2 separate regions of the Homo sapiens genome follow, and region 2 is linked to region 1. Evidence: chromatin contacts called from ENCODE Hi-C or POLR2A ChIA-PET data. All regions are on one chromosome and are shown on one strand. The core of a region is the stretch at or near the end of the contact, and the rest is flanking DNA. Distances in the headings are between cores, read along the strand shown.

Region 1 (2,625 bases), core at 51-2,550:
GAAATCCTGACCTCAGGTGATCTACTCACGTCGGCCTCCCAAAGTGCTGGGATTACACGCGTGAGCCACCGCACCCGGCCAAAACTTTTTAATGATGCTCTTGGAAAACACACACAGGAAGGCGGAAGTTAAATGTGTACCCAACTACGAAGTCAGATGAGGCAGGATCACACCCTGGCTGCCCCTCTGGTCACTAGATGCCTTGGGCAGGTAAGCTCACCTCTTCTGGCCTCAGTTTCTCCATCTGTGAAATGAGTGTAACATCTCATAGGCTGTGGTACGGACTCATGAATTGATGCATATAAAGCGTTCAGTAAGCCTTTTCTCTTAATAAAAAACCCACAAAACCATCATCAGCTCAAGATTCTATGCAAAGAGAAGACGGCACACCCAGCATGGGGTGTCCCTTGACGCTGCCAGACTCAAGTGACTTGAGGTTCCTGGCCTTTGAGCCCGCCCCTCCCACTCTTCCCTCGGCCAGGCCAAGGCTCCTCCAAGCCTCAGTTACCCTGTCTTTAAAAGAGCGCGCTCCTCTGATTCTATAGAATCCTGAGGCTCAAAGCCAAAGATGAACAGCCTGGAAGCAGAGCCATCAGAGCGGCAAAGCTGCCCAGGGATCCCCGAGAACTCGCTGGGGTTAGAGATCAGGACCCTGAGATTCAGGCTCTACACCTGATTCCTCGTGCCCCCGTCCGCTACGGGGCTGAGTTATGGGCATCGTTTGACATGGGCCACTCGGATTCCCTTCCAGGCCCTTGCCCGTGCCGTTCCCTCTGCCTGGCCACCGGATGAAGCAGGAAGACGGACTGCAAGTAGACCATTTCTAGCCCTGCCTAGATAAAGGCAGAGGGCGCAGTGAGGTCCTGCGGGACCCACTGTAGGCGGGGTTCAGGAGGCGGGCGAGCCCTGTCGGCTAGACCCCCAGCGGCCCCCGTAGTCGAGGTGCAGGCAGTGGGCGTGACCATCTCGGCATGACCCCCAGTGGCCCCCGTAGCCGAGGGCAACCGGTGGGCGCGGCCCTCTTGGCATGACCCCCAGCGACCCACGTAGCCGAGGTGCAGGCAGTGGGCACGGCCCTCTTGGCATGATACCCAGTGGCCCCCGTAGCCGAGGTGCAGACAGTGGGCGCGGCCCTTTCGGCATGGCCCCCGGCGGCCTCCGTAGCCGGGGTGTAGGCGGTGGCTGTGGCCCTCTCGGCGTGATCCCCGGCGGCCCCCGTAGCTCTCACCCGGTAGAGGCCGTACGTGCTCTCGGCGTGATCGAAGGGCACGAGGCGCTCGTCGCAGAAGCCCAGCGTCCAGCGCGCTAAGCTAGCTGGCCCGGCAGGGGCGACGGCGGCGGGTAGCTCGCGGGCTAGCATCGAGACGAGGCTCCCGCCCGACAGGCCGAGCGCGAAACGGGCGCGGGCCCCTGCCAGGCAGCATGCTGCGCGCTGGGCCACCAGCTGCGCTAGCGCCGCACCCAGCTCCTGGGAACTCGAGAACACCGAGATGAGGCCCGGGGCCGGCGCGGCCATGGCGAGGGCGGCGGCGGGGAGGAGGAAGCGCTCCCTACGGCCGTCGCTAGTACGCCTGCGCAAGGGCCGGCCCTGCCGCTTGGTTTCGAGTACTTTGGGTGATTGTCTTTGGCACATGCGCAGTGAGGCAAGTGAAGCACCGCGAAGGTCGGGCAGTCGGTCCGGCCCTACCCATTGAATCTTTGCCTGCTGTGCCTGAGTCGAAGTGAGTTCGGGAAGCCAGTGCCCGAATGCTCAACCTTGCTGTATCAGGGAGGGCCGGAGAGGGGAGCTCAAGAAGAGGACGTCCTATCGAGGTGGCAGGGATTTTCTGAAGGAGGGCGTATTTTGGTGAGTTTTAAAATTCCTGCACCGCCGGGCGCGGTGGCTGACGCCTGTAATCCCAACACTTTGGGAGGCCGAGGCGGGCGGATCACGAGGTCAGGAGATCGAGACCATCCTGGCTAACACGGTGAAACCCCGTCTCTACTGAAAACACAAAAAATTAACCGGGCGTAGTGGCGGGCGCCTGTAGTCCCAGCTACTCGGGAGGCTGAGGCAGGAGAATCGCTTGAACCGGGGTGGCGGAGGTTGCAGTGAGCCGAGATCGTGCCACTGCACCCCAGCTTGGGCGACAGAGCGAGGCTCCATCTCAAAAAAAAGTAGGGGATGAAAATATGCTTGTTGAATTTTTTTTTTTTTTTTTTTTACATTTTCCGGACGGACGGGCTCTTGCTATATGGTCTAGGCTGATCTTGAACCCCTGGGCTCAAGCGATCTTCCTGCCTCGGCCTCCCAAAGTGGTAGCATTCAGGCGAAAGCCACTGCGCCTGGCCATGCTTGTTGAATTTTTTAAGCTAACCCTCCTAGTGTGGTGGTGTGTCCCTCTGAGTGCCCAGAAAGGCCTCCAATCGAGTTCTTGCCTGGACAGAGGGCTGGAAGGGGAAGAAGGCCTGGTGGGCCTGGGGAGGCTGGGCCACTTCTGAGAGTGGGATATTTCAGTGATGTGTGTAAGCGCAGTTCAACTCACACAGGTAGTGGATTTTAAAATCAGTAGCAAATTAAGAAAACAATTCCATTTACCATAGCATCATAAAGTATAAAGTAGGCATAAATTTAATAAAAGAAGT
Region 2 (2,625 bases), core at 78-2,577, 1.6 Mb before region 1:
GGAGTGTCGGAGAGGGGTCCCGGGTCTGCAAGAGCTGGGAGCCCCGGCCCCGGCAACCCCCTCTCCGGCATCCTGCAGGAGGCACCCAAGATGATGAGCCCCCCTCCTCCGGCAGCGTCTCCACCGCCAGCCTGCCCCAGGACTCCGAGACACACGCTTGGCAGAGGGGCCGTCCCTTCCAGCTAAGCCTTTCCGGACCCAGTCAAAGTCACGACTCCTGCCAATCCCTCTGAGATAAACATAACAGATGGGCCCAAACGCGGTGGGTCCACAGCAGAGGGTCAGCGATGCCCAGGGTAGAATAGGCTCTGCCTCTAGCATTCAAGTGGTTTAGGTCTGTGGCTGGTAAAATGGAGATGATTCCGGTTTGGTCTGACAGATGGGATTATTCTAAGGTCCGGAAATCACTTTATAGACTGTCAAGCACTGTTAGAAATGAACACTGGGGTAAGCTTTTGTTTGGGGAGGGGAGGGTGCAGCGATCCTGAGATACCAAGGCTTGGGGGACTATTGGAGGACCTGGGGGATTCGGGGGGATTATTACAGAGGGTGTGCGAACACAGGTGCACGTGGAAGAAAGCCCAAGGTGGGAGAGAGAAAAGGGGGAGACAGAGGTGTGGGGCTGCCAGGGCAGAGGGCAGGTGCCAGGGGGAAGGTCCCTGAGAAGAGAGACACAGGTTGCTGGGGGAGTGGGCACGAGAGTAGCGAGCAGATACCTGGATATGAGGAAAGGCAGTGGGGGACGGGACTAGGTCCAGGTGTGAGTTGCGAGGCCATGAGTTAGGAGTCACAGGCTCAGGTGTGGGTGTGGGGGTGTCATCGACAAGGACAGACTCAGGTGATGTGGGGGGTGTTCGTGAGTGGGGGCGGGTGTTCGTGAGTGGGGGCGCGGTGTCAGGTGTGTGAGGGGGATGTCAGACCCAGCTGTGCGGGGCGCCGGGGACAAGGCCCCAGGGGTGTGGGAGATGTCAGCAAGGACAGTCTAAAGTGTATGGGGGATGTCAACGAAAAGGGACGTGGTGTCAGGCGTGCGTGGACTGCGGGTGACGGGCTCAAACCTGGATGCAGTAGCCCCCAGGGGGCAGTAGACGTGGAGTGTGGGGTTGGGGGGGGTCTTTAACCTCTTCCTGCCCTCGCGACGCTACTGTCATGCCCCGCCTCATCCGCCCCTCGCCCCGGGATCCATGACAGGACCCGTGCCTCACCTCAGTTCAGCCCGACAGGCGCGGGCCGCTGACGCTTGGGCCCCCCCGGCGCCCCCCGCGCCCCCTCACCGGCCCGGACGCGTCGCCGCCGCCGCTACCTCCAGCCGCCACGGCCCCGCCTCGCGCACCCCCAGAGCGCGCCACGGGAGGGGTCCACGCCACGCCCCGATTGGCTGCTCCCTGGCCAGTCAGCGCTGGAAGCGACAGTGATTGGCGAGTATGAAGCAGATGGGCAGCCCCTAAAGCCAATCGCTGATTGGCAGAGGTGGGGCTATTGGGAGAGGCCTGGGGTGCCTGAGTGGTCCCTCAGGGTGCTAGGCGCTGGGAGGCGAGGGCCTGGAGGCAGGCGAGGATTGGAATCTTGGCAGAAAACAGGCAGAACTGTCGGCCAATCGCTGGGGGCCAGGGGCGGGGCTACGAAGAAACTGGCGCTACCGGTGGGGCAGAGGCGAGAGGAACGGAGGGCGTAGCTTGGGGGGAGACCGGGATTGGCCGCAAAGCCGAAGACTGGCAGGCCCCGCGGCCAGTCGCAGCGGCCGTGGGCGGTACGCCCCCAGGGGAGGGCTGGAGCGTTCAAGGTGCAGTCCGACCCGGAGCGCGGCAACCCGACGTGGCCTCGGACGCCTGGCGCAGGGTCCCCTGAGGCTCTCGTGTAGAGCCCGCCCTCTGGCCACCTAGCACAGAAGCGGATGTGAACTTGGACCATCAAGGCTGAAGGACTCCTGGATAATTCTCTATCCCCTTACTCCCCACTAATCCCCTGCAGACGACACGGAGAGGGCAGATTCGCTGGAGGTCACTCTGAACTGCCCTCTCCATCTCGAGGTGGTGTGAAGACATGGAAATAAGGGGCGGAATCCTACTGAAACGCGCTGCGTGGTTTTCTGAGTGTCTGACCTCTCTGCGTCCCAGCTTTCCCCGCCACGGTATCCAGTGACATCCCTGTTGGGCCTTCTCCCTGCCAAGTCTTTTTTTGAATTAACTGAATCTTAACCACAATCCCATGAGGTCAGAGAGACCACTGGCTCCTTTTACAGAAACCAGAGCACAGAGAGGTCAAGCTCCTTGCCCAAGGTTACACAGCATTCTCTGGTTGCTAAACCAGAGAATGAATCTAGAGCAGCCTGCTTTTTGGAAAGAGTGTGTCAGAGAAGAGCCACTGGGGGCCTCAGAGACCTGGGTTTGAATCCTTGTCCAATCACTGGCCCACCACACAACCTTGGGCAAAAGCCCTTGTGAGCCTCAGCTGTTTCATTTGGAAAAGAGGGGGGAAAATGATTCCTATGCCTTGATCTTTCCTCTCTGGGGTTGCTTCCCTGGGAAAATTTACAACTCAGCTCTCATTTTAATTATCTGGTGAAAGCATTTGACCCTGAGCAGGTCATGTGCGGCCTGTGAGCCTCAGCTCCTCTGTGAAGTG

What was found. A loop is a pair of places that touch in the nucleus more often than their neighbours do. ChIA-PET counts read pairs that join two places held with the same protein, here RNA polymerase II (POLR2A). Pooled maps may share reads with other maps.
Region 2: a loop to region 1 is called in a pooled map, with 14 times the contacts of the local background. The contact joins the promoter of SLC25A42 here to the promoter of PGLS-DT in region 1. A Hi-C loop is called at or near these places in 5 of 50 pooled maps. POLR2A ChIA-PET finds 5 or more read pairs at or near these places in 2 of 52 experiments (BJ and activated CD4-positive, alpha-beta T cell).

The regions. Positions count from the first base shown.
Region 1 is chr19:17,510,564-17,513,188 of GRCh38, reverse strand. PGLS-DT (PGLS divergent transcript) reads left to right here and starts at 1,300. Exons shown (of 3, transcript NR_147835.1): 1 at 1,300-1,846. It overlaps PGLS (6-phosphogluconolactonase), which reads right to left and starts at 1,540. Exons shown (of 5, transcript NM_012088.3): 1 at 1,229-1,540. The coding sequence starts at 1,516. RefSeq lists enhancers at 67-722, 553-812, 775-1,069, 1,563-1,812, 1,380-2,036 and 1 more and silencers at 775-1,069, 1,313-1,362, 1,373-1,502.
Region 2 is chr19:19,062,696-19,065,320 of GRCh38, reverse strand. SLC25A42 (solute carrier family 25 member 42) reads right to left here and starts at 1,327. Exons shown (of 8, transcript NM_178526.5): 1 at 1,206-1,327. LOC124904655 (a long non-coding RNA gene) reads left to right here and starts at 1,796. Exons shown (of 3, transcript XR_007067160.1): 1 at 1,796-2,131. RefSeq lists silencers at 1,156-1,425, 1,686-1,855.